Linked DNA regions of Mus musculus: region 2 is linked to region 1. Evidence: chromatin loops called from intact Hi-C (ENCODE). Cell type or tissue: heart. All regions are shown on one strand. Each heading gives the region's core, and the rest is flanking DNA. Links, peaks and the distances in the headings are about the cores only. Region 1 holds the start of Inpp5e (inositol polyphosphate-5-phosphatase E). Region 2 holds the start of Gm35807 (a long non-coding RNA gene).

Evidence for each region. Peaks named below come from ENCODE experiments on the same cell type or tissue, not always from the same donor. Only the 100,000 strongest peaks of a DNase experiment are listed, where the experiment ranks them.
Region 2: a loop joins it to region 1, with 2.4 times the contacts of the local background. A loop is called at or near these places in 1 of 42 quality-filtered maps.

The regions. Positions count from the first base shown.
Region 1 is chr2:26,400,169-26,415,554 of GRCm38, reverse strand. Inpp5e (inositol polyphosphate-5-phosphatase E) reads left to right here and starts at 6,336. Exons shown (of 10, transcript NM_033134.3): 1 at 6,336-7,788; 2 at 13,332-13,455; 3 at 13,857-13,954; 4 at 14,545-14,669; 5 at 15,063-15,182. The coding sequence starts at 6,968. It overlaps Sec16a (SEC16 homolog A, endoplasmic reticulum export factor), which reads left to right. Exons shown (of 30, transcript NM_153125.2): 27 at 154-248; 28 at 1,110-1,184; 29 at 2,642-2,719; 30 at 4,602-6,124. The coding sequence ends at 4,670. In heart, for the core only: a CTCF peak has its summit at 6,296 (motif pointing right); a DNase peak (open chromatin) is centred at 6,254; H3K4me3 peaks cover 2,163 bases; H3K27ac peaks cover 1,426 bases.
Region 2 is chr2:26,292,177-26,307,562 of GRCm38, reverse strand. Gm35807 (a long non-coding RNA gene) reads right to left here and starts at 12,856. Exons shown (of 3, transcript XR_374168.4): 1 at 11,188-12,856; 2 at 7,454-8,634; 3 at 5,519-5,789. It overlaps Ccdc187 (coiled-coil domain containing 187), which reads left to right and starts at 13,006. Exons shown (of 10, transcript NM_177841.3): 1 at 13,006-13,322; 2 at 13,720-14,225. The coding sequence starts at 13,180. In heart, for the core only: no CTCF peak of the experiment used is centred there; DNase peaks (open chromatin) are centred at 6,592, 7,142 and 9,100; H3K4me3 peaks cover 869 bases; H3K27ac peaks cover 4,995 bases.

The DNA of each region.
Region 1 (15,386 bases), core at 3,078-11,077:
TAACTGGGCCAAGGTGCAAAGGACCAAAGGCTTGTATATACTTCTTTGGCAATTGGACTTTCCTCCCTGGTTGAACCCTTACATTTGGACTGTTTGGACAGATTGTCCCAGACATTGGGCTGGGGTGATGACTTCATGCTCCCTCATTCACAGATGCAGAAGAGCCACAACCTGCAGATGGGACTGGCTGTAGGGGACAGGCACCAGCTGGGACTCAGTCTAAGGCAGAGTCCACCCTGGAACCCAAGGTATATACAGTGCTGTAGAAAGAAGGTGAGGGGCTCCCTGTATCCTTTAGGATTCCTTTGCCCCCTGCAAATCAGTGTCAGGTGTGTCAGGTGATGACTCTGGTCACATTGTCTATATTTGTTTGGTAGAGACATTAGAAGGTTAATGCAAGGCCTGAGGAAGGCACTCAAGGTTCAATTTGGAAAGAAGAAAAACTCTAAAGGTGGATGGGGTTGATGGCTGTTTTAACAGTATCGTCCAGCCGGGCATGGTGGCACATGCCTTTAATCCCAGCACTTGGGAGGCGGAGGCAGGTGGATTTCTGGGTTCGAGGCCAGCTTGGTCTACAGAGTGAGTTCCAGGACAGCCTGGGCTATACAGAGAAACCCTGTCTCGAAAAAAAATGAAAACAAAAAATAAAAAAACCAGTATAGTCCATTAATGTTTCTTGCTTTGAAGTGGTATGGGTGGTAATTCTATGTTAAACATATTTTACCAAAGTTTTTAAAATCAGAAAAAAAGTTAGAAAACAAAGAATTAGGTAGCAGTACAAAAAGTAAAGAAGGGTAAAAAAAGCAGCTGAATCCCCACGTTCCTAGGAAAGCCTGCTCTTGTCTGGACCCATGGCCCTCACGGCCTCCAGAGAGTCGGAGGGCAGTAATGTGTGGTGCACACAGGCTTGTGGGCTGTGCATCAAGAGCCACTCCAGGCAGGACAGTGGGGGCCTGGGGAGAACACCTTCATATCAGAACTACCAGGCATATCAGAGTAGTGTTTAGGCTGTGCTACGGGAGCAGGCAGTTTTCTTCTCTCTAGGTGTAAAAGCTTAGACTCTTTGGATTGGAGCGTTACCACACTTCACATTTCATATTTCCTTATAGGTGGGAAGTTCTACAGTATCAGCCCCTGGACCTGAGCTCTTACCCTCCAAACCAGATGGCTCCCAAGGAGGAGAGGTAGGGAACCCTGCCAGTATGAGTGCTGGGTGTGTGTGTGTTGTGTGTTACCTGTGCATTTGTGTATTATGTGTGTGCAGGAGAGGAGGTGAGGGCATGCATGTGCATGGGTGTGTGCATGTTGCATGTCTGTGTGGGTGTGGGTGTGGTGGGGTACTATGGCCTGGAATGGTGATTCAGCCAGCTCAGTGCACTTCCCTGTGGTGACTTTTTAGAAGTGTGCAAGTGAGTAGGAGAAGGAAGTGCAAGATGGCAGCACAGTGTGTTTGATTAACAGTAACACTTTAACTTGTATGATCACTTTTTCTCAGGTGCTCTGAGTCAGGTGTGGGGCTGACATCATCACTTTCTAGCCAGGTCTCCCTCACAGTATCCTTAGAATTTCAGAACTTTGAGGTGTCACAAAGTATGAGCTAAGAGCTAGACAGATTTTTTTCCTTTTCCAGCGTAATGATGGTTGTCTTAACCAAAACTGGGGGGGGGGGGGCATTTGATGCTACCTCTGGCTGTCTTCATTTGAGTGATATTGATTCTAATGGCATCATAAAGCTTTTAAAACCAGCTGACAGCTTGGAGCAATGGAGCATGCTGATCTTCATGTCTGTATCTTGTGTGTTCTTGCTGTTCCATAGCTCTCGCGTTGTAGCTCTCTGAGCTCGCTCTCACAGGAAGTGAGCCGGCATTTCCATCAGGTACCTGTGGCTGGTGGCTCCCTCCACGGGGCTGGCTATGTAGCTCCCATATGTCCCTTAGAGAGTCTGTCATCCTCTTTACTTTGTCACTAACCCCTTGTCTTAACCAAGCATCATGTGGGCAAAGATGCAGTTTTCCTTTATTAGATGGCCTGGGTCTAGATACGCTGGTGGTGGACTTGCCTCACAGGGTTCAGAGTGCTCAGGGAGCTTCCTAACTCTGCTCCTTGTGAAGTGGCCTGACCCCTTCCCTACCATGATCTCCTGAGTTAAGACACTACTTGGAAAGAAAGATTTCTTCTTGCTGATGAGGCTTGAGGAAGTCTGTTTGTAGCCAGTAGAAATGTGGACATGATAAGCCATCGTGTGGCCAAACTAGAGGAGACAAGGAACGCTTTTCATCCTCTGTTTTGGAGCCAGGCCATGTCAGTAGCTTTCAGTGGAAAGTCTGAGGGGACATTTGACTGTCCATGGCTGTAGAGCAGGCACACTGTCCAGGCCGCCTAACTGTTTGACCAGCACTAATGAAATGTCAGTGTCCTGCACTCACTGTCTGCATGTTGTTCAAATGATTTTCTGCATGGTGCTTTGACTTTGGCTGTCCCATGACCCATCCAGTAATGAAAACAAGTGTTACCAGAACTGTCTCTCTGGAGCCTATTTGGAGCGTTAATGGTTCTTTCTGAGTTATGGCTTGTGTCTGCTGCTGGGACAGCAACTGCTGTGTTACACTGACTTGCTGAGGTCCATCTCTGTGCTTCACAGGCTCCTGGAGACCATTGTCCTACAGGGGCCCCTCATGGTGGGTCTGTGCCCTTTTACAACCCTGCTCAGTTGGTGCAGGTGAGTGACCCTTGCCTTTGTTCCCCACAGCCCCAACTTTTCTGCTCAGTGAGTCTCCTTTGTTCCCTGGCTGGCTGTACTTTTGGGGGGGTTTGTTTTGTTACTTGTTTTTTTTAAAGACAGGGTTTCTCTGTGTAGCCCTGGCTGTCCTAGAACTCACTCTGTAGGTCTCTTACTTGACTTAGTCTGCATCCTATGCTTGCCTGCTGCTCCTCTCACTACTCTGGGCTCTTCAGGGTCAGGGATTGTTCTTTTTGTTACTTGCCATGGCTGAGGGTTGGCTCTCACTATTGCCAACCTCCCATTCCTGCACAGGATGCATGGTTTTCCCAGGTTAGCCATAGATCACAGGCTCTAAGCCCAGTCCTCTCCCTCCTGCCTCCCCCTCTTCTCCTTAAGAGCAGCTCTTCCAAGGAGACCCCTGGTTTGGGATTTTTCATTGCTTCAATTCCTCTGTCTGAGTGACACATTGTTTAATTGCTTGACTCTTGAAGATCCTTTGGGTCTGCCCTAGGTGCTGGGTTGAGAGTTTGCTGGGTGCAGTTTTTAGATCAAAAATGGTAGTACCATTTTCTGGTGCTCACTGTAAGAGAGTCCGGGTCTTCATTCTCTGTCTCTGAAGGCTGGAATAGCATCTTCCTTGAGGATCTGTACACCCCTTCCCTCAGTCATGGCTCTTGTGTTCTTCGCCTAGGAGAGTCTGGAATGTGCTATATAGTTTCTCTCCTCCACCATCTTTTGAAGAAGTATAGTCTGGCTTCTGTGGAGGGGACGAGCTCTAGGCAAGCATCTTTATTTTGGGGGACAAGGGACTTAAACCAGGTACTTAAACATGCTGCACAAGTACTCTAAAAAATGAGATGCAGTCCTGGGGAAAGCAGCATGTGTGGGGTTTTTGTTGTTGTGTTTGGTTTTGTTTTTAATCAAAGGGCAAGCAAGCAAAGTTTATTTAAATTTTTATTTTATGTGTATGGGTATTTTGCTGCATATATGGCTGTCTACTATTTGCATACCTAGTGTCTACAGAGACCAGAAGAAGACATCAAGTCCCCTGAAACTGGAGTTACAGATGGTTATGAGTCATTATGTGGGTGCTGGGAATTGAACCCAGGTGATCTGGAGGAGGAGTCATTTTTTTTGTTTTGTTTTTCATATATGTCATACAAAGTCTATTGAGAAGTAAATAAATCTTTGCAACCAGGAAGAGCTCAAAATGAGTTACCTGGGCAGGTATCTTGACATTCTGAATGTGATGTTCTCAGCCCACTCTAACAGGGACCCTGCCCGCAGCTGTGCTAGACCCAGCCTTGGCCACTCTCTGTTTAGTCCTCTTGAGGGGCCTGGGCCCTGTGCTAAGCCCTGTGCAGATGAGGCTGCTGATATCAACATTTTTGTCCATATTTTCAACTCCAAGATCTCATTTTTCTTTTGAGCTTGTGGTTGAATAGTTCTGACAGATTTCTTGGATTAGATCCCAGTAAGGTCTAGTGAGGGAGGAAGAATATATGCAGTGTTCTCTCGTGGCATGCAGCGTCCTTGTGCTTTCAGGAGTAGAAAATTATAGGCCACTGGCCACCCTTGCACTCAGTGAACCCTTAGCTGCCCCCCCCTCCCCCCCCCCCCCCCCCGCTCTGTAGTGCTAACTCAGCTCTTTTGACCTTGACAGAATTGGCAGAACAAAAACAAATCATGTCTGCAGTGCTGTGGGCTAGGAAATGCTGAGCAGCAGGAACTTGGCACATACAGAAGGTCTTGCTTACACTTGAAGCTAACACAGAGTCTGCCCATTTGTTATTGATCTGTGGGGTTATCCTGTAGCTCCATCGCTGGACAGCCTCTGGGCATGGACACATGTAGGTCATTGCTGTTCCTTTTGTTCTAGGCTTCTGTCACCTCGGGAAATTCAAGGCCAGGGAGGATTGGCCAAAGAAAATATGCGGCATTGAACTAGGATTGCTGCTGGATTCTTATTTGGAACCCTGAGATGATTAGATAACTGTTCTTCACCAAGAACCAACTAGCTGCCTCAGGTCTCGTGGATCCCAGATGGACATGGCAGTAACTCAGAGCCGGTCATACTGTGTGTCTCCTTCCTTGCAGCCTATGTATATGAATGATTGAAAAATTGATTTCAAGGTTCCTTTCAAATGCTGGATAGAATGAATCTAATTCAAAGTCTTTTATGTAAAAGAACAATGTTTCTTTTTTAGTCACTTTAGACAAATTAAGGTTTGAGCCACTTGAGAATATCCCCGCAGAGAGGCTAGGCAGGGATTCACTACAGGAGAGCACAGTTACTTGGACACCAAGGCCTTTCTCACCTGAGAAATGGTGCAAACCAACCAGGGATCCTTAGGCTACTGAGAAGGCTGTCTGCTTACCTGGAGAGGACTGACTGCTGGGATGTCTGGCCTAAGAGGAGCCTCAAACTGCACTGGGCAACTGTGCCTTGTCCTGTGAACTGGGGAGTACATGCCAGCTCCTCAAAGGGTCACCAGATGGCAGCGGCTCCCAGGCTGGGGAGGAAGTGGTTACAAGGGCATGTCTCTCCAACATTTCCAGCCTCACTCCATTTTCTGTGGCCTCATTAGTGCTGGGTGCGTTTTTTTTTTGCTCCGAGCTTTCCGTCATGGCTCAGTCACTGGGGAGAGCCCCAGGGAGCTGATATTCTGAAGCTGCTGATCTGATTAACCAGGTCAAAAACTGGCTGTGTGCTGCAACGTACTGCCCTCCTAGCCAGGAGTCTGTATGGAGCCCTCTAGCTGACTCAATGTCACCTGCAGACAGCACTTAAAGCCTTGGTGGTATCTTGGAGTGGCTTACGGTGTCCTAGCGCACACTCTGGAACCTTGCATCTCTACCCCAAAGCCCACCAGGGACCTTCAGCAGCGACTCACTGGCTCACCCATATCACTTCAAGGAGCTGCCACCACATAAGAGTCAAAGCTTTAAGGCTTCACTGACTGTTCCTAAAACTATCCTTACACTCTAAAGAGGAAGGGAAAGAGAGTTAAATATTTAAAAATCAGCAGGTAGAAAACATAAATGGTTTGTTTGGTATTAAATTTAGAAATTGTAGAACATGGAATTAGTACAGCCCTTCCCGGTTTTCTGGTTCCTTGCATCATCTAGGAAAGACTCACAGAATGGCTTCCAGGACGTTCCATAGATGAGTGTACTTGGACCCTCCTGTTCCTGTCATTAAGAAAGGCCTGTCCCTGTGGGTCAGTAGCAACTTGTGTCCTTGCTGGGACCAGGCAGGACCCTTGCCTCTGGTTCAACCCTGCCCAGGCTCTGTGTTGACTGCCAACCACTTTGGATTCAAGAAGCTTCCTCCCTGGGAGCTGCTATTTTTCCAAAATTCACATTGTTAAATAAAATATTTTGGGCTCTCAAGTAACTTAATTTATGGCTTCCTTTGTGTTTTGAGGGGCAGACCAGCGAGATCTTTAGTGTTGGTAGAGCCTTGGGCAGCTATTGGGTGTGACTGCCTGTGCCTGGTCCTGCCGCGGCTTGGCAGGGCGGGAGCTCGTGTCGGGCGTGGCTTCCAGGCACCGGGCTGTGGTCCTCCGGCCGCGAGAGGGCGCTGTGGCGGCGATAGGGTCTTGGGCCGGGCAGTTCTCCGGAAGACTACAGAACGGAACCTGAGCCAGGGTGACCACTAGACTGAGCTGGGGCGAACCCTGGGCGGGGGCGGGGGCCGAGGCACGGGGCCGCAGTCGTTGTTCCAGCTGCCACCGTGACTGGCCTAGGTCCGCCTCCGCCAGCGCTGGGCCCGGCTGAATCAGACCTCGGGCGTCCGGCGGCGGGTCTGCTGCCGAACGGAGGGCGCAGGTGAGCCTAGGACGCTGAGCGCGCTGCCCTACTCTGCCTCGGCGGGGTGGAGGGCTGGCCGGGGGTGCTGGACAGACTTGTGCAGCTCCGTGAAGTGCAGCCCCGACCCCCTGGCGCCTGTTCTCACGAAGTCGCTTTTAAGACTAGCGAGCTGACTTCGGGGAGCCAAGAGATTTTTCTGCGTTTCCTCAGGCATCGGTGAGAACTCTCAAGTCTCCAGCCATGCAGCTACAGGCCCTCCTCCAAAAGGACCGCCCCATGCCACAAAGGGAGCCACTCGAGTTTTCATGGCATCGAGCTGGCGAACTCTGACGTGCATCCTTGACAACAAGAGTTGCTTGTTAACCTCCCAGGGAGGATCCCTTTCCTTAGGAGGGCCAGGCTGAGGGGGTCAGGGCTGGCCAGGTCTGGACTATGCCATCCAAGTCAGCTTGCCTGCGTCACACTGAGGCACCTGGGCAGCTAGAAGGCAGAATGCTCCAGGGACAGCCTCCGAACACGGAAAAGAAGCTCATCCCAACACCAGGCTTCTTACCAGCCTCTGACTCTCAGGGTTCAGAGACAAACCCCATGCCTCCTTTCAGCATTCCAGCAAAAACAAGCAACCAGAACCCACAAACTAAGGCAAATCTCATCACCCCACAGCCACCCATTAGACCCAAGTTGGAGCGAACCCTGTCCCTCGATGACAAGGGCTGGAGAAGGAGGCGTTTCCGGGGTAGTCAGGAGGATCTGACTGTCCAGAATGGGGCCAGTCCCTGCAGGGGCTCCTTGCAAGACTCAGTAGCCCAGTCCCCTGCCTACAGCCGTCCCCTGCCCTGCCTCAGCACATCCTTGCAGGAGATACCTAAGTCCCGAAGGGCCACAGGCAGTGAGGGAGGGAGCCCATCCTTGTGGAGTGACTGTCTTTCTGGAATGATCAGCACCTCCTTGGACCTCCTGCACAGAGATGCTGCCTCAGGTGGGCCCCCCTCCAGGTTGGCAAGTTTGCATGCCTCACACACACCACCAGCTATGGACCTCAGCATAGCCTCCAGCTCCCTGAGAACAGCAAACAAGGTTGACCCCGAGCACACGGACTACAAGCTCCGCATGCAGACCAGACTGGTCAGGGCCCACAGCAACCTGGGCCCTAGCAGACCCCGGAGCCCCTTGGCTGGTGACGATCACTCCATTCACTCAGCCAGATCTTTCAGCCTTCTGGCCCCCATCCGCACCAAGGACATCAGAAGCAGGTAGGGCTTTCAGGGGGGAGGGGGAGGGAGCTCTGGGGCTGTCATCAGAGGCCCTCATCTCATCAGGCCAAGAGCAAACTGAGCCAGGCATGGTGGCTCTTGCTAGTAATCCCAGATCTTAAAAGACTTGAGGTTGGATCATCACAAGTTCAAGGCCAGTCTGGGCTATCGTGAGCCACCATCTACATAAATAGATATAAAAGAACTAGCTACCCAGGGGCTATGTGAATGGATCCGAATAGAGAATGCCTAAGACTTGGAAATGGAAAATAAGACAGATCACCCATCCTCTCTCAGAAATCATGCCTTTCTCCTTCTGTCTATGTCCTTCCAGAACCTTTTCTTTGGGGCTCAGTGTCATCCACAGACACTTTGAACGTGTAGAAGTTGCTTGTCTACCTCATTCTTTACGGAGGCAAATGAGAGCACACCCTCACACTCTCACTGTACACGTAGTTTGTATCTCCATGTGTCCTGCCGGGCAGCTATCTCAGTGAGTGTCTGAGTTGGTCCCTTGGTTTCTTAGCGTGGAGGATCACAGGTTTCTTCAGCTGTACTTGTTTTTTGTTGTTTGTTTGTTGGTTGGTTGGTTTTTCGAGACAGGGTTTCTCTGTGTAGCTTTGGCTGTCCTGGAACTCTGTAGACCAGTTCGAGGTAGGCCTGTACTTGTTTTTAACCACTGCTCATGAGGAGCACTCAGGGATGTCTGGTGATTATTGATACCTGAGGGAGGGCTGGGTGCTGTCCCATCATGCTGGGGCCATAGGTCAGCATTTTACCAGGACATTTAGACACCAGTTAACCCACTGGACCAAGACGCCAGGGGCCACTTGCAGGGCCAAGGAATGGGCTTGACTAGCTTACTCTATGCCCTTGGGAGAGCTTCCACACTGTGTCCGAGATGGGCAATTGCTGATGTCCACTGAGACCTCTTCCCTGCCATGAACATCCTGAGACTATACCGAACCTCCCTGACTCCAGTAATTAACTTGTACGGACTTACACGGAAAAGAGCCTGGGAGCCGCCCACCACAAGGTGAACCCTTTCTTGTTTGGCTTCCCTATGCTGGCTCCCCTTTCTTGGGGCCACATCCACTATGGGGGACACAGAACCCAAGCATGGCCTATCCAGATCTGGAGCCTCCTTTCCCAAGCTGGTCCCCTTCTGTGGTCTTGCTCTTGGCCTGTAAGGTATATCCTGCCTCAGGCCTCCTACATCCATGTTGCTGGACATTTGGTGGGTGGGACAGTGAGAGTGGGGAGGGCTCTCGTGGTATTTCCAGGAGCCACCTAAACAGGTGACTATGGGCTAGAAGGTTTCATGCGAGAGACCTAGAGTGATGTGAGAGTGCTTTGCTCTAGGCAAAGGACCTCTGAGAGGGAGGTAGTCTCTTGAAGTACAGTTTCTGCCTGTATCTCCAGGTAGTCATTTCTAAGTTTCCCAGTCAGTGACTCCAGCCCTGCTAACTGCAGGACCCTCTTCTGGAGATGTTGGGGTGTTCATATCTGCACAGACCGCTTCCAAAGAGAGCCACATACTGAGAGGCCTCTGGTGGACACATCTTTAGTGGGGCCACCATTCAGTTCCTTTTAGTTGCTGAAGGTAGGCCTCACTCCTAGCACCCTACCTGTGTGCAGCCCTCTTCACTAAGCCTGGCTCTTCCACAGCATGCTCTGGTGTCATTAGGTCAGTGGGCGCCTCCAGCTGTGCCTCACACCTCACAACTGCAGCTTGTTCTAGGTCAGTAGGTGGCATGATGCAGCTTTCAGCTCTCTCAGCCTTAGCCTTAGCCACTCATTTGGGAGAGTGCCTGGTACTAGTGTGGCAAGAAGGACAGTGGTATTGACGGCACTTTACTGTGGGACACAGATTTGATTTGTATGAGTCATAAAATCGTGTTATTGGTTTCTTTTTCCACAATTAGAAAAGCATGAAAACTCTTGCTTATCTGGTGGGCATTGATGCTCTGCCTGCATGTGTGTCTGAGAGTATTGGATCCTCTGGGGCTAGAGTTATGGACGGGTATGAAATGCCATGTGTGGATGCTGGGAACTGAACCCAGGACCTCCGGAAGAGCAGCCAGTGCTTTTAACTGCTAAGCCAGTATCTCTCCAACTCTGTGAAAACTACTTAGTGGCTGGATCAGGCCTGGGTCCCTACTATTGTTTCAGAAGAGGCCCTAGATTCTTTTCCAGGGCATCTTGTTCCCAGAGGCCACCAGGTTGCAGTAGCTGACCTACTACTTAAGAAAAAACAATTGCATTTATTTATGTGTGTATGCATGCACATGCTCATGGGAATGCATAGTGAGCATGTATATTATAAATCAGGACAGTATATGGGAGTTGGTCCTTTCATACCATGTGGGATGGCTACATCATCTTACCAGCCAAACCCTCCATTTTTATTCTTTCTTGTGATGAGGTCTCACTATGTAGCCTTGGCTAGCCTGTAACTTGCCGTGTAGACTAGGCTGGCCTGGAACTCACAGATATCTGCTTCCTGGGATTAAAGGCTTCCATGCTCCTTTTACTCAGAAGATCTGGAGTGTCCTCCCCTAAATGGATTGGGAAGCTGTGCTCCCTAAGGCTGGGCACAGGAATGAGCTTTTACCCCGCTGCTGTCCAGTCATGTTCTGTAGCCATCTGGACAAATTGGGTGACTCCCTAGTTTGGAGGAAGCAGGGACAGCATACAAGGAAGGGTGTGGGGCTTTGGGCTGGTGTCTGAAGGACTAGTCTGTCTCCCCTGTGCTCAATGGCTCCTTCCTAAATAACTCAGGATTTTGCTCTACCAGGTTAGTGTGTGGACCCAACTAGCTTATTAGTGACTTTCACTCATTGGCTTGGAAGCGAGGTCAAGAAGGTCCCCCCCCTAAGGCAGCCCAGGCTACCTCTTGAGGGCTTATAGAGCTGCACCCTTAGGACATTCTGCCCCATGAAGTTCAGGAACATGTGTTCTGGCTCCAACTGGCTGTTGTTCTTAGAGACTTGAGGAACATTGGTTTGTTCATGCATTCTTAACAGATTTGGCCAAAAACAGTAAGGAAGGATAGGGTAAGCATGTGGCACATACCTTCACCCAGCTACCAAGAGAGAACAGAAGATCTTCAGTTGAAGGTTGAAGATCAGCCTAGACACAGCAAGGCCTTGTCTCAGGAGGAGAGGAGAGGGAGAGGGGAGAGGGAGAGGGGGGAGGGGGAGGGGGAGGGGGAGGGGGAGGAGAGGAGAGGAGAGGAGAGGAGAGGAGAGGAGAGGAGAGGAGAGGAGAGGAGAGGAGAGGAGAGGAGAGGAGAGGAGGGAAGAAAAAAAAAAAGACAGGATATAGCTCAGTGTAGAGGGCTTGGCTTAGCATGTATGAAGCCCTGGGTTCTACCAAAATATCTAGCATCACCAAAAATAGGAGTGAGGGGTGGGTGGGTGGGTCAGCAGTTGAGAGCCCTGGCTGTTTACAGAGCACCTGACTTTGGTTCCTAGCAACCACATGGTGGCTCACGATCATAACTCCAGTTCTAGGGGGTCAGGCAAAACACTTACATTAATAAAATAAGTCGGCTTTTTGTTTGTTTGTTTTTAAAAAAGATTTATTTTATTATTATATCTAAGTACACTGTAGCTATCTTCAGATGCACCAGAAAAGGACATCAGATCTCATTACGGGTGGTTGTGAGACACCATGTGGTTGCTGGGATTTGAACTCAGGACCTTCAGAAGAGCAGTCTGTGCTCTTAACCACTGAGCCATCTCTCCAGCCCTGGTTTTTGTTTTTAATTAGGCCAGAGACGTGAAAAGCATTCAGGGTTCCTTTCAGCTGGTGTTAGAGTGATGCTGTGTGTCTTTGTCCCTTCCTGAGCCTTGGTAAACGGGAGGTGGAGGTGGAGTGGGGAATGATGGCTGATGGGAGGGAGGAGGGTCCTGCACTGGATTGTCCCCATATTCCAGCTCTCCTCTGTCACCACCGGGCAGCTCCATTGTGTCTCGTCAGGTAGAACTGGTGGCTGGGTGGGCATGAGGACTAGGGGGAAATTACCTTGGAAGAAACAGGAGAGGTTGCCGGGGATTCTGGAAGATAGGTGGCTCCCATGGCGCTGCGGGTGGGGATGAGAAGGATGCCCTGCTGAATCAGCTGTGAGCTCGGGACGGGGCAGGTGGTGCTGTTGCAGGCAGGGACAGAAATGCTGGGAGGAAGGTGACAAATAGTGAGCTTAGGCTTCCCTCGGTCAGTTACAGCTGCCTTAACCCTGAGGCGGAGCCAGGGCATGTGGGTGGTGAACAAGGCAGTGGACCAAGCAGAGCGCTGCCCTGTGAGAAAGTGCAGAGGACAGTACAGTGACAAGGATCCAGAACAGGGAGCCTGAAGTCTTCCACCGAAATGGCATTTGGAGGAGTGGCTTCAGAGAAGCATTTAGAGGAAGCCAGTGGGACAATGGCCTGAGTGTACATGCAACAAGCTCACAGGGACCTTAAATTTCTTTCTTTAGATTCATTTTATGCATATGTGAGTGTTTCGTGGGATCTAGCGTCCTCTTCTGGACTCCACACGTACCAGGCACACACGTGATGCTCATACATTCAGGCAAAACTCTCATACACATAAAATAAAAACAGAATCTCCTGGAACTGGAGTTAGGGATATTTTGAGGCACCATGTGAGACACTAGGAATCAAACTTGGGTCCTGGAAGAGCAGCTAGTGATTTCAACTACTAAACCATCTCTCTAGCTCCAGGACTTCCATTTCTTAAAGGCCTGGAGAATAATGAAAACAAATCTAGTATTTCTCAGCATATGGAAAAGTATGTGAGATTTGGAATTCTTGATTTATTTGTTGATATTTCATGTACACTGCTGTTTTACCTTCATTGGTGTCTGTGTTAGGGTATCAAACCACTCAGAATTATAGACAATTATGAGCTGCCATGTGGGTGCTGGGAGTTGAGCCCAGGTCCTCTGGAAAAGTAGCCTGTGCTTTTAATTGCTGAGCCATCTTTCCAGCCCTGAGGTTCAGATTCCGTTGTCCCAGAATGCATAGCTCTCTGGGCAACCAACCATACCCATCATTTCTCCCTGGAACTTTGGTGTTTCTATACTGTGGTGATGGAGCTGAGTGATAGGGTAGAGATGTATCACCCACAGGGATGTATATGTTCAGTATCTCTGTACAGGCCGGTTGGGCAGCCCCTATAGCACATGGTGCACACATGTGTCCTGGGTAGGTCAGATTCATCACACTTAGGACTGGGTTTCAGCTTGACCAATGTGGCCTCATTCCATTGAGATCTGGAGACAGACTGAATTCAGAGGGAGATGAGGGCCATCTGTGTTGCCATCTGTGTTGGTATTGTACTCTGGCTAAGGAAATCTCAACTCTAGGGGCAATACTGATGGCTGGTATGGACAGGATTGTCCTCAGGCCCAAATGGCTTATAGAACTGATACCTTTGGAGAGTGTGGTCCCAAAGGTACCTTTCCTGAGTGAAGGAACTCCTGGGTCACTCTGGCATCACTGAAGCTGGCTGCTCACTTGCCTCTTTTTTTTTTGTAGGAGCTATCTGGAGGGAAGTCTTCTGGCCAGTGGGGCCCTGCTAGGAGCAGAAGAGCTGGCCAGGTACTTCCCAGACCGAAACATGGCTCTCTTCGTGGCTACCTGGAACATGCAGGGCCAGAAGGTGAGAGGGGTCACAGTGAGGTAAGGCAGAGGCAGCTGGACTCCATGTCCTGACTGATCACAGCATAATGGCTCTGTGAGTCTCCGTGAGGGATCGGGGTTGGGCATGCACTGGGAGGATGGGCATACCCCCCAGGCAGCCTGCGCAGATTGAAGCGCCTGGTAAGAAGGGGCGCCTGCTGGGAAGTAGCAACTGAGCAGTTGTGCCTTAAGAGGGAGACTTAAGTATCTGTCATGTCAAGGTCCCTGGAAGACCAAACCTACAGCTGTGTACACTTCTCTTTGAAAAGAAGCTATTTCTGGGACCATTTCCAGGTGATGGTGCAGGGCCTTGCTCTTGAACCTCTGCTCCCAACCTGAGGGAACCCAGCGGTCTTGACTGTTTTGTGGTCTTCACCACAGGAGCTCCCAGCGAGCCTGGATGAGTTTCTGCTCCCCACCGAGGCTGACTACACTCAGGACCTGTATGTCATTGGAATTCAGGAGGGCTGCTCTGACAGGTGAGGCTCCACTCGGCCTCCACTATTGATGGGAACCTCCAGAGTCCTGTATGGACAGTGCACTGGGACCCGAGACCTATGTGGAATTGAAGCAATGTGGGCCAGATGAGGGACCTCCATGCCTCACTAAAATGAGCATAAAAGTCAGCAGTTGTCCAAGGGAGCACAGAGGCAGCTAAGAGGCTCTGGGCTGCCTCTGTCTGGTTACATATCTGGTGGCGCCCTGATGGATATCCCTGGAAAGTGGTTCCACAGCCGTGTGCTCCTCACTGTAGTTTATGGGGTTTGCTGGCCTGTGAGGAGAACAGGAGACCTCTGGGGAAAGGAGCCTGTCCCTGTCAGAGGTGGGGCCCACCCCTGCCAGCCCATAGCTCTCTGATAACTCACATGAGTCTGGGTGGGACTGGAGATCTGCACACGCCTGAAGCAACCTGAAGGCTCTCACAGTGCATGAAGATGCCATTAACCTGGTCATTCTCAGTACAAGATGAGGCACAGTTGTCCCCGCAGAATGCTTCCAGGGGTTCTCTGGGCAACATGGGAGAGGGTGGAGCTGAAAGGCCCCATCTAACCTGCCTCCTTCCCCACAGGCGGGAGTGGGAGACACGCCTGCAGGAGACACTGGGCCCTCAGTATGTACTGCTGTCATCAGCAGCACATGGGGTCCTGTACATGTCCCTGTTTATCCGTAGGGACCTCATCTGGTTCTGCTCAGGTAGGCAATACCATGGGGCTTCTCCCCTCACATCCTCTCTCCGTCTCTATGTCTGTGACATGTGCCTGCACCACAGAGCACATGTGGAGGTTAGAGGACAACCTGCAAGAGTCAGTTCTCCTTCCACCGTATGGGTCCTAGGATCAACTGTGGTCTTGTCTTAAGTCTTAGCATCTTGCTGGCCCTTGCCAGGGCTCTAGGTGTCTCCATATACAGGCTTTAATAACATATGGACCCTGTCCACATATGGGTCCCCTCACAGCAACCTGCATCCTCTCAATGCACTTTGTGCTTGGGATCCAGCCTTTGAGGTTCCTATGTCTGAGGACACACACAAGCACACCTAGTGTAGCTGTGTCTGTTCAGGCCCTGAACCCGTTCCTTGCCCTGCAGAGGTCGAGTACTCCACAGTAACTACACGCATCGTGTCTCAGATCAAGACCAAGGGGGCCCTGGGCGTCAGCTTCACCTTTTTTGGCACCTCCTTCCTCTTCATCACATCTCACTTCACCTGTAAGTGTTTGCAAGCCTTGTATAGTCCTGAAACTGGTTTGTGAGTCTCTGTCCAGGTGGGGTGCCAGTTGCTCTGCGCTAGTAGTGGTGGGTAGAGTCTGATACTCAGAACATTCACTGTTGTCAACCACAGCCCTGAGGCAGAGCCCCACAGCAGACAACTGGGTAGTATTTGGGGACAGTCAGGGTATGGGGCAGCTCAAG
Region 2 (15,386 bases), core at 3,322-11,321, 110 kb after region 1:
CCCCAACAGGACCAAGGTACCGAAGCTTAAGAGTGGGATTCTGTAACTGAGGAGAGCTGCCTGTTCTTACCACAGGTGAAGATGCCGCAGGGCCTAGAGCCAATTAGAATGTGGATCCAAGTGGAGATCGATGAGGCTGAGGGCCCCTGACCTGCTCATTAATCTTTTAAATTATTTATTTGTTTGTTTGTTTGTTTATTATGTATACAGCATTTTGCCTGCATGTATGCCTGCATGCCAGAACAAGGCATGGGATCCCATTACAGATGGTTGTGAGCCACCATGTGGTTGCTGGGAATTGAACTCAGGACCTCTGGAAGAGCAGTGTTCTTAACCTCTGAGCCGTCACTCCAGTCCCCCTACTTATCAATCTTTACTTCCTTTCTGGGAGGCCAGATTGGATCCCAAGTATTGACCTTGACCCTCTGGAAGCATTTTTAAAATAAAAGCAAATTGTTGGTTTTTTAAAAAATTAAACTCATTCTTTCATTCGTTTACACATTCATTTATATGTTACATGTGCATGCATGGTGCATGTAAGCCTGAGTGTGTGTGTGTGTGTTCCACAGCATGCGTGTGCAGGTCAGAAGACAACTCTTGGGAATAGTTTCTCCCCTTCTGCTATGTGGAGGATTCGGGAATTGAACTCAGGCCATCAGACTTGGCAGCAAGCCCCTTCTCCCATGGCACCACCTGCCAGCACAGATTTTTTGACACAGGGTCTCTGTAGCACAAGGTAGTCTTGAATTTATGTCCCATAAGTTGTCCAGTTTGCCTTTAAAATTATACACTTCCAAAGACCAAAGAGAATGGGACAGAAGACAAAATGACCCCCTCCTGTAAGTAGGAAAGCTCAAATAGCTCACAGGCTGAGCTATCTCCCAGCCCCCTGGCATCTACCTCTTCTTATTAGGGCCCTGGCCTGGCAGACTGGGATCTTACTCTTAGGACCTCATCTAATTAAAAAAAAGATTTATTAATTTTTATTTTATGTGCTTTTGTGGTTTGCCTTCCCGTATGTCCGAAGGTTCCAGATCCCCTGAACTTGGAGTTATAGACAAGGTATGAGCTGTCATGTCGGGGCTGGGAACTGAACCCAGGTTCTCTGGAAGAGTAGTAGCCAGTGCTCTTGTGAGCCATGCTCACAAGCATGTGTAATGGGATCCCATGCCCTGTTCTGACATGCAGGAATACATGCAGGCAAAATAAACCTTTAAGAAAAGATTAATAAGCAGGCAAGGGGCCCTCAGCCTCACTGAGTCACTTCTTCACCCCATCCCTATCTATTTCTTTAATGGCTTTTTGTTTTGTTTTGTTTTGGTTTTTTGGTTTTTCGAGACAGGGTTTCTTTATATAGCCCTGGCTGTCCTGGAACTCACTTTGTAGACCAGGCTGGCCTCGAACTCAGAAATCCACCTGCCTCTGCCTCCCAAGTGCTGGGATTAAAGGCATGTGCCACCACACTTTAATGGCTTTCTTGCAACATCAATTTGGGGGATACATTCAGACCATTGCAGTATATGGGTGCTCATTGCTTATGTGGGCCTTGAGTCTGGATGATGATGATTGATGATGATGATGATTCTCTGTCTGGGGCTAGAAATGAACCCATCCCTGCTACATGCATCTGTCCACGTGCCACTTCATATAAAGTCTGACCTGCTATGAGTCTTTTCCTGTGCCAGGTTATGCTCAAAGCTTTAAGTCACCCTGCTAATCATCAGAGCATGCCATTAGTGTGGACTGTGCTGCCTCTGTAGCCTGAGGTCATCAGATTCCAATCTCCTCTGTCACCATGGCAGGTGGCTTTTGCTGGAAAGGGGACACCCAGCAAGACTTCTGACCATTGGTTCTGGAATTGTTAAGGACAGGACCTCAGAATCACAGCTGGGCAAGTGTCAGACATGGATCTGTCACCTGATGCCAGCACCCTCTTTGCTCAACTGGTCCAGCAGCATTGCTCACTGTGGAAGCCAATGGTTATGACGTAGAAGAATGCCTATAGGGGTAGGGCAGGAGAACAAAACTTAGTTCTGGACGGGACCATGTGTACCATAGCTTCACGCAGTGGCATGTTTTGAATTCAGTGTGCTAGATGGATCGAGCACATATCATAGCTTGGAAGATGCCTTGGAGCCATGTCAACCTGAGCACCACAATGGCCTCAGCCTGGAGGATCTGATGTGACTGCTGGACAGCATCACTGTCACTCTCCAGCCTGCCCTGCTCTAGCGGGGCAGCATTGGTGATTAGAGGTGAAGGGAGCCTGGAGGATCTGATGTGACTGTTGGACAGCATCACTGTCACTCTCCAGCATTGGTGATTAGAGGTGAGGGGAGATAATGTCCCGTATCCTCAGATCCTCAAGGATGAAGACAGTCTTCACCATCCCAGCCCAACAACACAGGTTGGCTGTTTCAATATTTTGGCTGGGTAGGTGTCTTAGTTAAGGTCTCTAATACTGTAAAGGGAAACATTTACTTGGGGCTGCCTTACAGTTTCAGAGGTTTAGTCCATTATAGTGAGAAGCATGGCAGCAGACAGACATGGTGCTGGAGGATTTGTAAGCTCTACATTCAGACCAGCAGGCAACAGGAAGAGAATACCACAGTGGGTGTGGCTTGATCATCTGAGGCCTCAACGCCTCACTGGGTGACAAACTTTCTCCAATAAGACCACACCTACTCCAACAAGGCCACACCTCCTAATAGTACCACTCCCTATGGGTTTAAGAGGGCCATTTTTATTTAAACCACCACAGTGGGATTTGCCTCTGTAGGCTCCCTCTAAGCCCTCACCACAGTCATGCCATGATTCCTACCTCAAAGAGCAACCATGAGTACTTACACTATGAGTAAGCCAACTGCCAAGGATGCCCAGGGAGGGATTAGCCATCTTCATGACTTCATGGTTAGATCTTTTGGTCCCTGCCCTTAGGTATGACATTTACAACATGGCTTTTGGCAGAAAAGTATTTCCTCTGTTATGTTAGGGTCCTCTCATCTTCACCATTGAATGTACACACTTGTTAGAAATGCTAAGGTCCTGATGATTGCCATCCATGTGACCTCTATAAATTTTACACAGGCTTCCCCCAACCCTTTTTTTGAGACAGGGTCTTACATTGTGGGCTAGAACCTACTATGCAGATCAGACATGGCCTTGAGATTGCAGCAATCTTCTTGCTTTGTCTCCCAAGGGCTGGGATTACAAGTGTGTACCACAAAGTCCAGCTTTCCTGGACTTTGGATCTATATATGCTTTAGACTTCTCAAAAACATCCTAGGTGCTGGAAGACCACATAAGATGCCTTCACTTCTCAGAATTCTATACCTAGCCAAACTAACTTCTCTAATGCTCTAATGGAGAATGGGACAAAGACCTCAGAAGAGTTTCTGTTCTCATGAAGGAAGCCACTAGCAGAATATGTTCCACTAATCCTAAAGAGGCCAACTAGAAAGAAGAGAAGGGGAAAAGGGAGTAGCAGGCGCTTTCTGGGAAGTATGGGGACTTCCAGGACAAGTAGGATAATAAGATCTGGAGGTGCTATGTCTGGGGTAGAGGACTACAATTCAGTGTGGAACAAATCAGAAGATTCTGTAGTATTGGAAGCCCTGTGAGCCCAACACCCTGAGGACTTTGGAATTTGTCCCTTCTGGCTTAGAGCAGGTGAGTGTAGGGATGGGAGAGCAAAAGCAGACTTGGGGAAGACAGTTAAGGACAACCATTATGGAAATGGGTAACTGGGTGGGTGCTGGACATGGCTGTTTCCTTGACGCTCAATGACAATCATCATGTAAAACAGTAATGCTGTGACCCATAGGAGACTTTGATCCGGTCATAGAAATGAACTAAACAGTATAGTTAGTTAGTAGGTCTATGGTGATCAGGACAGAGGAGGGCCACAAGGCCTTCACCTCAGACTCAGGCTACCACTCCCTCCCTCTGAGGCCGCACGTGGTCTTGTAGGTTAGGATAACTCAAGATGGGCCTCCTTGGAGGTACACCTGCTCACAAGTTACTCCCACTTCTAAAATTAAGCTCAGTAAATTCATTTGTTTCCAAACTGGACTTTCTGGGATCTTTCTTTGATCTGTTGAAGCCTTAAAGTCATATAAGCACATGAACTGCCCTGGAATCAAAGCATCATCAGAGAAGATGCCTAGAGCCTCTTGACTCTTTCTGCTTAGGAGAAGAAGGTATTGACTGTTGTGTAGAGAGTCAGGTTCATGCCTGCTCCAGCCTGGCTTCTTATTCCCCACAGGGACAGCCATGTTCCCAGAGCTGCCAATCAGAGACAAAACAGCAGAGACAGGTGGCTAGGCCAAGAAGAAACTGCCAGGAACCAGAGTGGGAGAGTCTGGCTAGAGTCTCCAGAGCCATACGATGGGGAGTTCTTTTAAAACTTGGGAGACCAACTAATTTGGTCATATTACCTGTCAATGAAAAGAAATAACTTTTGTGGGGCTGGACACATGGCTCAGTTGGTTAGAAGCACTGTTGCTCTAGCAGAGGTTCTGAGTTCTATTCCCGATACTCACATAATGACTCACAACCATTCATTCATAACTCCAGTTTTAAGGGATCCAACAGGCAGACATGTGGTTTACATACATGTATGGATGTAAAAATTTCATACGCATAAACAAAAAATAAATCTTAAAAAACCCCTCTTGTTTTTCTTTTGAACTTGAAGCCCTCTGACTTTGGCAAAGATCTGTATGGTCTCACTCCTTACCTGTCCAATGCCTGTGACATGGAAACACCCATTGGACAACTCCAGCATTGTACTCAAGTATTCAGCAACCCAGTTGCAAAGCTGGCATGTTGTACAACAGTTTCCTCCTAGATTGAAACATTCCATCCTGTAGGAATCACCTTAAACATGAAGGCAAACAACTCAAAATAGCTTCAGGAAGTCCCTGAAACTAACCAGATTCACTAGGCCCTCTTCCTGCTAGAGAAAGCAACAAAAGCTAAGAAGCCCTCTTAGAGGACCCAAGCTGTAAAGACTTGAGGCCCGTGCAGCTGCTTGGAAGAGGTGTAAACTGAGTCACTTTCCAACCTGTTGAGCTGCCTGCAGACTCTAAGGCTTCCCAGCTTTGTGAGCAGTCACGAGTGGTGCGGTGGGCCTTGGTGATACAGCTGTCTTTGAGTCATTTCTGCTCCTATAAATAACCCCTCATGTAAATAACAACGAATAAAACCCGTTGTTCCCTAAGCTGGACTTTGGTGATGGCCGTACTTTGGTCTGACATGGGACATATGTGTTTCATCTTTCCACTCTAGAGAACATTTTGTCACTTGCATGGTATAAAGGCCATCACTTTCGGGAAGTGAGGCCGGAGCCAAGGCCGCACTGCAGATGAGCCTCAGTGACACAGGGTGAGGATGTTGCTGCTGGTGGGGTATGACCCAGGGTCTCTCTCAGGAATTTCGGTACCTCACAGATTGACCTTTGTCTTAGTTGGGGTTTCTATTGCTGTGATGAAACACCATGACCAAAAGCAACTTGGGGAGAGAAGGGTTTATTTGGCTCGAATATCCTGAATCACAGTCCTTTAAAGGAAGCCAAGGCAGGAACTCAAACTGGGTGGGAACCTGGAGGCAGGAGCTGGTGCAGAGGCTGTGGAAAGTCTGCTTGCTGGGCTGGTGCAGAGGCCATGGAAGTTCTGTTTGCTGGCTTGCTGCTTGCTGACTTGCTGCTCCCATGATTTGCTCACTTTGATTTCTTTTAGACCCAGGACTTTCTTTTCCCAGGGGTTACCCTGGGCCCGTGTGTCAAATTGCTGTAAAAAACCTCCAGCTCAGCCTCTGTGCTTAGCCTTGGGTCAGATGCATCCAAGTCTTGGCCCCCACTGAGAATATAGATGATGACTGGGCTGACCCTTTGCAGGTCCCCAGAACTCCAGACTACAGAAGCCACCCTCCCAGGATTGCCTGCCTAGGGCAGGAGCCACCTTGAGTGTGGTCTTGCGGCAGACGGAGGGGCTATGCCTAGGACAGCATTGAGTTCTCTACCCAAGGGCCCAGGGACGAGTCCCTACCTGCCTCACTGCCGTGGTTCTACTAAGGGACAAGGAGTGCCCTGTGCATCCCAGGAGCAAGGCTATCTTCCAATCTTTGCCCCAAACCATATTTTCTTGAATACCTAAGGGAATTTCTTTCTTTTTTTCTTAGTTCCTTTCCTTTCCTTTCCTTTCCTTTCCTTTCCTTTCCTTTCCTTTTCTTTCCTTTTCTTTCCTCTCTCTCTCTCTCTCTCTCTCTCTCTCTCTCTCTCTCTCTCTCTCTCTCTCTCTCTCTCTCTCTCTTTTTCTTTCTTTTTGAGACAGGATTTCTCTGTGTAGCCCTGGCTGTCCTGGAACTGCCTCGAACCCAGAGATCCACCTGCCTCTCTCTCCCAAGTGCTGGGATTATGGCCACCACCACCCTGCTCCCAGCTGAGGAATTTCCTGATTAAAAAAAAAATTTTTTTTTTCTGAAGTGCTTTTTGGGTGGGAGGGGTGCTCTGTGTCCTTTGGTGGCATCTGCAATTGGAGAACTCCACAAACAGTTTGGGGAGAGGGCACCACCTGCTGGCGTCACTGGAAGTTGCAGGTGGAGAGAACCTTCACCAGGCTGCTGTCTGGTGTCCAAGGAACAGGGAAAGGAAATCAGACTAACAGCGTAGTCTTGCACATTAGCACCCCAGTGGAAAGGTCAAGTGTCACAGCATGTGCGACTTAAAGTGGCAGGGTTTGGGCAGGGCCTGAGCCCAGCATCCTGCTATTCCAACAGCCTCCTGTCACTGTCCCAAGGACACCCACTCCAGCTACAATAGCGGCTCTGCAGGCTTTGAATTTGGTATTACCAGAGGGACCTTGTGCCATATCTAACTGTTTACCCACATAAAAAGTTCCCTGGCTTCTCTCCAGGGCTTGGCTCTTCTGCCTGAGTCCGTGTTTCAGAAGCTGCCTGTTGGCATTCTGGGATCCTGCAGGCTTTCAAGTGGCCGGGCTGCTGCTGCGGAGTCAAGAGCTAGGAGTATGCCTGCAGCAGGCAGCATGAAGCAACCATGAGCTGAGTCAGCGCCAGGACCTGGGGAGAGCTCTGGACCAGGGGAGCAGAGAGGGTGGAGGTGCCTCAGTGGTGTGCACAAACCCTTCCTTGCTTAGTTCAACCTCTCAGTCTTTCCTCACCTTCAGGGGCCAGGTTTACCCTGCTGTACTCTGCCTATAAGCCCACATGGGGCAGCTGCCTATAAGCCCACATGGGGCAGCTGCACAGATAAGGCCCCTGGCACTCAGCCTCCCAGGTGCTAAGCAGGGATTGGGGGGAGGAGCCAGGTTTCTCTGGCAACCCTTGCACAAGTCTGCCTCCCTCACTGACTCCAGCCCTGGGTTCTCAGATACCCACCCACACTCCTGCTCCCAGGCGCTTGCCCTTCCCAGCTGCCCTTCCAGTGAGTGAGTACCTGGGAGAGGGTGGCACCAGATCCTTGCCCAGTCTCCTGCAATTCTTTAGGGGAAGGGGCAAGATTCAGCAGCATGGTAAGGGAGAGGGTGGCACTGGAGAGGTGGACAGGAGAAGAGTTAGGCTTCTTAGCTTTGTTGGAGTTGGAGCCATCTTGTCCTCCGTCCTGCAGGTTGCCCATCACTGGCCTCAGGGCCCACTGTTAGGAGTCCCCTGCACTAGATTTTGGTGTCCGTTGGAGGGCTGTAGGCACTGCCACTTGGCTAATAGTCCCGCTGGAATGCCTCTTGCCCCTGGAGGGGGTGTCTGTGTTAAGGGCTAAGACAGCTGTGGAACCCCAGAGCTGGTGCTTATCAGATCCCCGTTCTGAACCCTTCAGAGAGGGGTGCCCACGGGCTCCTTTCGGATGGATGTTCCCTGGCCAGGAGCTGGCATATTGCAAGCCCCTAGGAGCAGAGCTCTGAGGGCTTCAGGTTCCAGGAGGTTGTACGGAGGTGGATCTCTGCTCTTCCTTTTATGGCTATGGTGACAGAGGTTCTCTCATGGCTTTCGGCAAGGAGCCAGAGCTTAGTGGTATGCTGGCAAGGGTCTGAATGCCCCAGGTGGTGGCCTATTAAGAACCGTTGTCCACAGAAACCGGACTACCAGAGCCTATTCAGCAGGGATTGCTGTTGTTGGCTATGGAAGGTGGCGCTGAGGGACAATAGAAAGGGCTGGCAGGCCCTGTTGAGGCTTGCACTAGTAATGGGGGTTTCTTCTTGTTGCCTTCACTCTGACAGCATGGGTCCCTGGTCCTGCTGGGGACCTTAGTGGGGCAAGGACAGTGTCTCCCAAGGTTTATTGGGTTGTTGTGTCACAGTTTTTGGTTCTTAGCAGAGGGAGGAGCTTTGCAGGAACTGAACTGTAGGAGTGGGCTGGAGGGGCACTCCTTGCATCTGTGCCTGCATTTCCTGCCACCTCCTCTGAGGAGAAGACAGGCATTTGTCCGATCCACATCTCTGTTTCATCTCCATCCTTTCAGCATATGCATCTGCCTCCCTGCATGGTACCATCCTTCCCAAATCGCTTCTATTGTGTTGGGCATGCTTGCATCTGCCACCTCTGTGAGGCCATTGTTTCCTGGGGCTCAGATCAGCCTGAGGCATCAGTTAGCTTCCCTGGAGAGCAGACAGTTGGAATCGGCTGTGGGGATAGAAAGATGGGCAACCAAATCAAAACCTGTAGCCACAGAGCTGGCTGGACCTGCGTAGCAGGTGTGTGTGTGTGTGTGTGTGTGTGTGTGTGTGTGTGTGTGTTTCTGTGTGCTATGTGTATGGTGTGTATATTGTGTGTCATGGAAGAGATTGGTGCTTTGTATCAGGGTGTACCTGCCATCTGCTGGTTATTCCCAGCTCTGACCTGCTTTGGTCCGGGGAGACCAGGATGCTTTTGTTAGAAGCCAGAGACTCTGCTCCTTTTCCTGGCTGTCAGTATTATGGTGTGTTCAGGGCAGGGCTGTGGCAGCTGGGGATGCTGATCAGGCTGCAGTCTGGGCGGTCTTGTTGGCGGTTGGGTGCCATGCCAACGTGAGGACGCCAGACCTGAGTCACTGTTGCTGTGGAATACACTGCGATACCATGCTACTGTGATGGGTGTGGTGCCCTGCTCCCCTCACGCTTTGCTGACTGCCCTAGCCTGCTCTGGGATTTGCTTTTCCAGGGAGGAGGGGGTGAGAAATAAACAATGGGGCTAATTAGAATCATTGCAGGCTTCAGAAGGAAGCCCCTCCCCACGCTGCCACTGCCCACCCAGACTGCAGCCTAAATATAGCATATGCCGTTGGCTGAAGCCTGCATGGGGCTGAGGGGAGGTGCCTATTGGCTATGCTGCGGGGTAACTGTCACTCATAGCTGTACCTAGGTGGTCCATAGAAGAACTGGACAGTGGTCTGGGTTCTGGCATGCATAGACAGACAGACAGACAGACAGACAGACAGACAGGCAAAAATTCTAAGCCCAGCTAGGTGAGCACCTTGTAATCTATGCAATGCTGACCTCCCAGGAGCCCTGCTAAGACTCTGCCCACTCTACTAAGGAGCAGACTAAGGCCCAGGACTCTAAATGAACTTGCCTGAGGCCACTGACCAGAGACCTCTTTCTGCTGGACAGACGGCATGTGACTATTCTGCTGGATTTTCCTCCTATCCTTTTCCTGATAACAAGCTGTCCCTTAGGTGAAATTCTGCACGGTCCCAAGGACCCTCAGGTGGCTGCTGCTGCTGCTGCTGCTGGCTGCAGGGGTATGGTGAATTGTAGAGAGGATTTGGTATTCTGGATATGACCCTGCCAGGACCTTAGACATGTGACTTGGTTCCTCTGGTCAGTGGGCATTATAGAGCTGTCAAGGTCAGAGCCATCAGTGGCTAAGATAGTCCCCAGCCTTTCAGGGGTCTCTGTGAATGCTATGAAAGGGACGTGGCCAGAGCTAGCTGCTAGCAAGGCTGTGCACGTCCCTGAGGAGTCCTGCCCTTTGAGGATGGCAGAGGGAAGCTGGCAGGTACAGCCAGTGTGGTATCAGTGTGGGACCCCTGGTCACACAGTAGGATGGTAGAGGGGAGGTACCCTCCCGAGAGAGGTGAAGGAGGAGGCAGGGTGAGTGGGGGCCTGTGTGGCCTCTAGAGCTAAGCTGCTGCTTTATACCTGTGGAGACAGAGAGGATGGTAGGTTGGTAAGTGTCAGGAGCCCAGGAGCAGGGTGCTGAGGGGCTCAGACCTCCAGAGCCTTGTAGTGAGCTTCCAGGTTGGCTGAGATGCTGCTGGCAGTTAAGTGCAGGCCTGGCCTGAATGGGGCATGTGTGCTCTTTTTCCTGGGCTATGGTCTGCCCAGAGGCCATGAAGCCTTGCTCCTAACTACCCTGTGGCAGACACACAGTACAGAGTTCTGTCATGCCAGCTGCTGTGGCAGTCCTAGGGCAGGGTGGGCAGTCTGCAGGTTTTATCCTGCCGTGGTCTGGGTATCAGCAGAGGTTTATGAGGTGCAGCTGAGGCCTCTGGTGAGCCTGGACTGTGAGAAGGATGTAGCAGCCATCTTCACTGAGCCATTGTATGCCAACGCTGAAAGAGACTAGGAAGGGCAGAGTGCCAAGCCTGTGGGGTAGCATGGGACACACAGAAGGATAGGAACTCCCAGCCTGAAGGATGGTGGCAGCAGACAGGGTGTGTGGGAGCCAGTCTGCAGGCTGCTGCTGCTGCTTTGCATCCTGGGTATTATTTTTCTGCTCACAGGGCTTTTGTTGTAATAACTCAGTTCAGAGCGACAGCCACGTACTGGCTCTGGCTAATCTGTTTTGTTTATGGTGTGGCTTTTTTTTTTCCAGACAAGTCATGCCTCAGTTGGTGGAGACAGCTCGGCCCCAGCTCGGCCCCTAAGCAGCTTCCTGTGGGTGGGAAGCAGGGTTGCTAGCCAGTGAGGAAATTCTGTCTCCCCTTCTCAGAAGCACCCTGTTCCTTGCCACTAGGAGAACATTAACAGGACTTCATCAGCTCCTTTGTGCCAAAGGTAACTGTTATTCAAGGTTGTTTGTTGTGTGACAAAATGTTTCCTAGGGAGATGCAACATTCTCCTTCTACTCACTCCAGATAGACAGACCATGTCAGACTCATGCCAGACAAAAGTAGGGATTCCACCAAGTCCAACTTGGTGAAGCAGTGAGTTTTATTGAAGTTAGTTACAGGAAAATGGATGAAGGGTTACTTACAGGAGCAGAAATGACTCAGACAGCTGCACGACCAAGGTCCACCCCGGCATGGGTGACAGTTCACAGTGCTGGGAATCTGTACAGTCTGCAGGCAGCTCAACAGGTCGGAGAGTATCCTCTGGTCTAAAACTCTTCTAGGCTGCTCGACTGGTTTCTGCTTCTCCCAGAAAGTTGGTCTGGTTTCAGTAGGCAAGAGTGACTCTCCGCAGTCTTTATTACCACTGAGTAAATCTGGTCAGTTTCAGGGACTTCCTGAAGCTATTGTGAGTTGTTCACCTCCTTGTTTTAGGAGCTTCCCTTTAGTTTGGAATGTTTTAATCTTGAAGGAAACCATTTCACAATAAAGGTCCAAACCCTGAGAGTTTGGATAGCCCTGGCACCGCAGGGGTGACCCCTATCTTGCAGGCAGCAGGTGGGAGACAGGCTAGCAAAGGCCACCAAGGATGTTCCCAGGAGGATCTATGGAACAGAGAATTCTGAAGCAGAGCTCTCTTAAGACCCTAGAGTTGGGTGATCCAGCTTCCTCATGTCTTGACTTGGGCTAGAATGCAGCAGTCTGGTATAAGCCTAGCTGACTGTCTTGTCCTAGGAGGTACATGCCATCCCTTGGAGCACGGGGATCTAGGCCTTTGTGTTTTCTAGACAACAAACTATACTTGATGCTGTCCTAAAGTTCACTTACAGAGACCACTGGTGCCATTAGGGAACATATGAGTGGGATCTGCTCCAGGGCCATGGGAGTAGATGAGGCCCAGCAGGGCTGATCTAGGCTAGGGCAGTCAACTATTGCCAATAGGAACACACGCATAAGTTCACCTGGGCCCCTAGGTGGCAGAGCTCACCTCCCACATCCTCCTGCCTCAGCAAAGTCAGATCCCCGTCATGGGCATGCTGCCCATTTCCCTAAGGTTAGCTCTGCAGACCTGCCCCAGGGACAGTCAATTGGAAGGCCTCCTCTCCCTCAGTCTTGGGGAAAGTGGTAGATAGAAAAGTTGGCACCAGATGTGCCCAGGATACTGGAACTTGACTCTGGACCCTACCTATTCGGTACTAGAATGTTCTGGCTATGAGGGAGAGCCTAGGAGTTGGTGGCATGAAAGTAGTCTCCTCTCACACTCAGGAGGTCTGTCCTTGGGTTATTGTCTCCAGGGATTCATGTCCCTTCCCTAGATCAGACCCTTTAGAAACAGTCTCAAGAATGAAGGCTAGCTAGCTCAGTGGTAAGAGCTAACATATATAACATATACAAGCCCTGCAAACCATCTCTAGTGCCATTAAGGAAAAGAAAAATCAAGTCTTGGGTTTTCATCATGCTGCCTAGTCTTCTGTTCTTTGGAAATGCTTCGGAAGAAAAGCTTCAAGCTAAGCAGGGTTCTGTTCACACCTTCGCTTCCCAGCCAACAGGGGAGAGGCAAGACAGCAGAGGGTTTATGGGGTGTTCACAGTCCTCAGGGTGGGGTGTGGTCTCTCCTGTCCAAGGTTAGCCTTAGACTGGGATTAGAGCTGGGATTTGAGTCTTTTGTCCTTGGAACTGTGCTGACCACAGGGCTTACTGACCAGAATCCCAATCTTCCCATCATATCGACTTCCAGAAGTCTCTGTTGGGTGTGTGCTCCCTAGAGTGTCAGGGGCAGCTGTCTGCTAGCTAGAGCCATGAGTAGGAGTTGAAGCCACAGGCTAACACTCAGTGACACGGGGTTATTATGCTGTCATGGGCCACCTGGAATTCTCTCCCACCCCATGACAAACAGCTCACCAGGAAATCCCACAGCCATTGTCTACCCAAGGCTAGTTAACTCATTGTCCCTACCCTCCTTCAATGACTGTCCTGAGCATCAGGGGACCCACACTGGACAATACCCAGAACAAAGCAGTGTCCAGTCCCTGATGGGTGCTGTGTGGTAGGCCTACAGACTACCATGTGATTATCCTGTTAGACCCAGGGTCCCAGGTGGTGTGGCTTGCCATCTGTACTCTCCTATCTCAGATGCAATGACAACTCCGCTCATGGGTGTGATGCCCACCTCCTTAAGGGCAACCCTGCAGAACTGTTCCAGGGGCAACCAGCAAGAAGGCCTCTTCTCCCCCAAGGCCATGGGGAGAATGGCTGGTCAGAAGGACAGCACCAAGCCCAGGTAGTGTTTGTGTGGACAGGACAAGAGCACCAGCAATGCTAGTAGTCTTGTGGTTACCTTTCCTCAGGGGCAGCTTGTTCATGGGAGGTAGGAGGATACAGAGGTGGAGTGTGTGGGTCCCTGGCCAAAACTTGCTTGTACCTTTGATTTTGACATGGCTACTCTAGCCTCAGTTTTCTCGTGCATAAATTAAACTGATCATGGTACCTACCTTAAAAGGTTGTGGTTAGTGTCTGAGGGAGAATGTCAGGAGATGTCCATGTGGTGGAGGAATTTTCTGGTTCCTCTTGTCTTAGGCTGTGAGGTAGAAACAGGGAGAAAGGGGTGTTGGGGATTATAGGACACCATTCATATGAGATACTGAGCTCTGACAGGCTGTGTTGTCCCTCTCTCCAAGGGATGAAGTGTTCCATCCACATGCAGCCAAGGACAGCCTTCTGGCCACAACACTGAGGTGGCCTGTTCTCTCCCAGCAGTTGAGTCCACCTCAAACAGTTCCCTATGTGGCCTGGTCTGGCAATATCAAGGATCCAAGCCCCTACATGAAGGGCTGCAGCCTGCCCATGTGGTCTCCATGCTTGGACACTAAGGACGTGGACAGCTCGGTGTCATCCGGCAGAATGTCTGGCTCCTCAGGGGGGCATGAATCATGCACACTTTCTCATGGGCCCTGGAAGGAAAGGCCACCCCTGATACTGGGACCCCAGCGCCAGCCCAGGAAGAGTGACCCTCGTCTGGAGCAGTTGAGGGACAAGATCCGAGCCCAGGCACAGTGGCAGGCTAGCTGTGCCTCCCTGGGCACCTCTGCCCCCTCTAGTGCCTCGTGCCTCTACAAAACCTCGACGATGCTATGGCGGAAGACCCCCAAGGTGACAAATGCGCTTCCAGTGCCTGCTTTCCCAGGTCAGTGGCCGATATGCCCAGCTGGTGTGGCCATAGTTAAGGGAAAAGTGGAGGGCAAGTCGTAAGGTTATGTGCATAAGGTCCCCAAAGGGCTTGAGGATCGGGAGAACAGTGTAGCTTGGGGTGGGGCTTCTGAGCTGAATTTAGGGTGAAGATGCTTTATCACTTTATCGTGGTGTCAAATGATACCGTGAGATGAGAGGGATGGAGCCTTGGAAGACAGAGACCCAGAGAGCCTGTGGAGTCGTAAAAGGGACAAACTTTTTGTTTGTCCCTGAAGCCTTAGTGGCCATTTAAGCATGCCTGGACACTGTCAGGTGTAGAGAGTACGGCCAGTGTGGGATTTAGAAGGCCTGCCTGCCATCCACAAGCAAGATAGGCTGTATTTTCTGGAGTGGGGAAGGTGGATGTCAGTTAAACAAATACCTGAAGAGTTGCCCATTAGAGACGCTGAAAGCTAGGTGGCTGCCTAGGCATTTTCTAAGGAGGAAAGGATCTGTAAGGCAGCGGCTTCTCTTTAAAAGCCGTGGTAAAACACATAACATAAAATTAGTCACCTCTACTGTTTAAAATGCGTCCTGTTTATCTATTTGTGCATATACGTGTCTGTATGTGGGGAGCATTGCCCATATATATGCCCATATCCCACAACAGCCTAATTGTGGGGATCAGAGGACAGCTTGCAGGAATCAGGTTCTCTCCTTCCACCATGTAGGTCCTAGGGATCAATCTCAAGACATGAGCCTTGGCAGCAAGCCCCTTTACCTGCTGAGCCATCTCGCCAGCCCCCATCTCTACCATTTTAAAAATGTTCTGTTCAGTTCAGGCAGCCAGTCCTTGTCATGAAGCCATTACTACCATCCTTCTCCAAAAGTACCATCCTTCACCTTAACCCTCCCCAGTCTCTGGCACCATCTTCTACTTCCTGTCCCTATGGGTTTGATGACTCCGGGCACCTCATAGAAATGGGATCCCATGGGATTTGTTCTGTGGCTCTCTTCAAAGGAGAACATCTTTTGGAAAGTGCAGATAAGTACGGAGGAGGAGTGATGACTCCATCACTAGCATCATCACTAACTGCCGGGAGCCTTTCCCAGCACATTGTCCTGGCCAGTTCTCTGAGCTTTGTCCCTGTGTTAGTTACACCATTACAAAATAGCC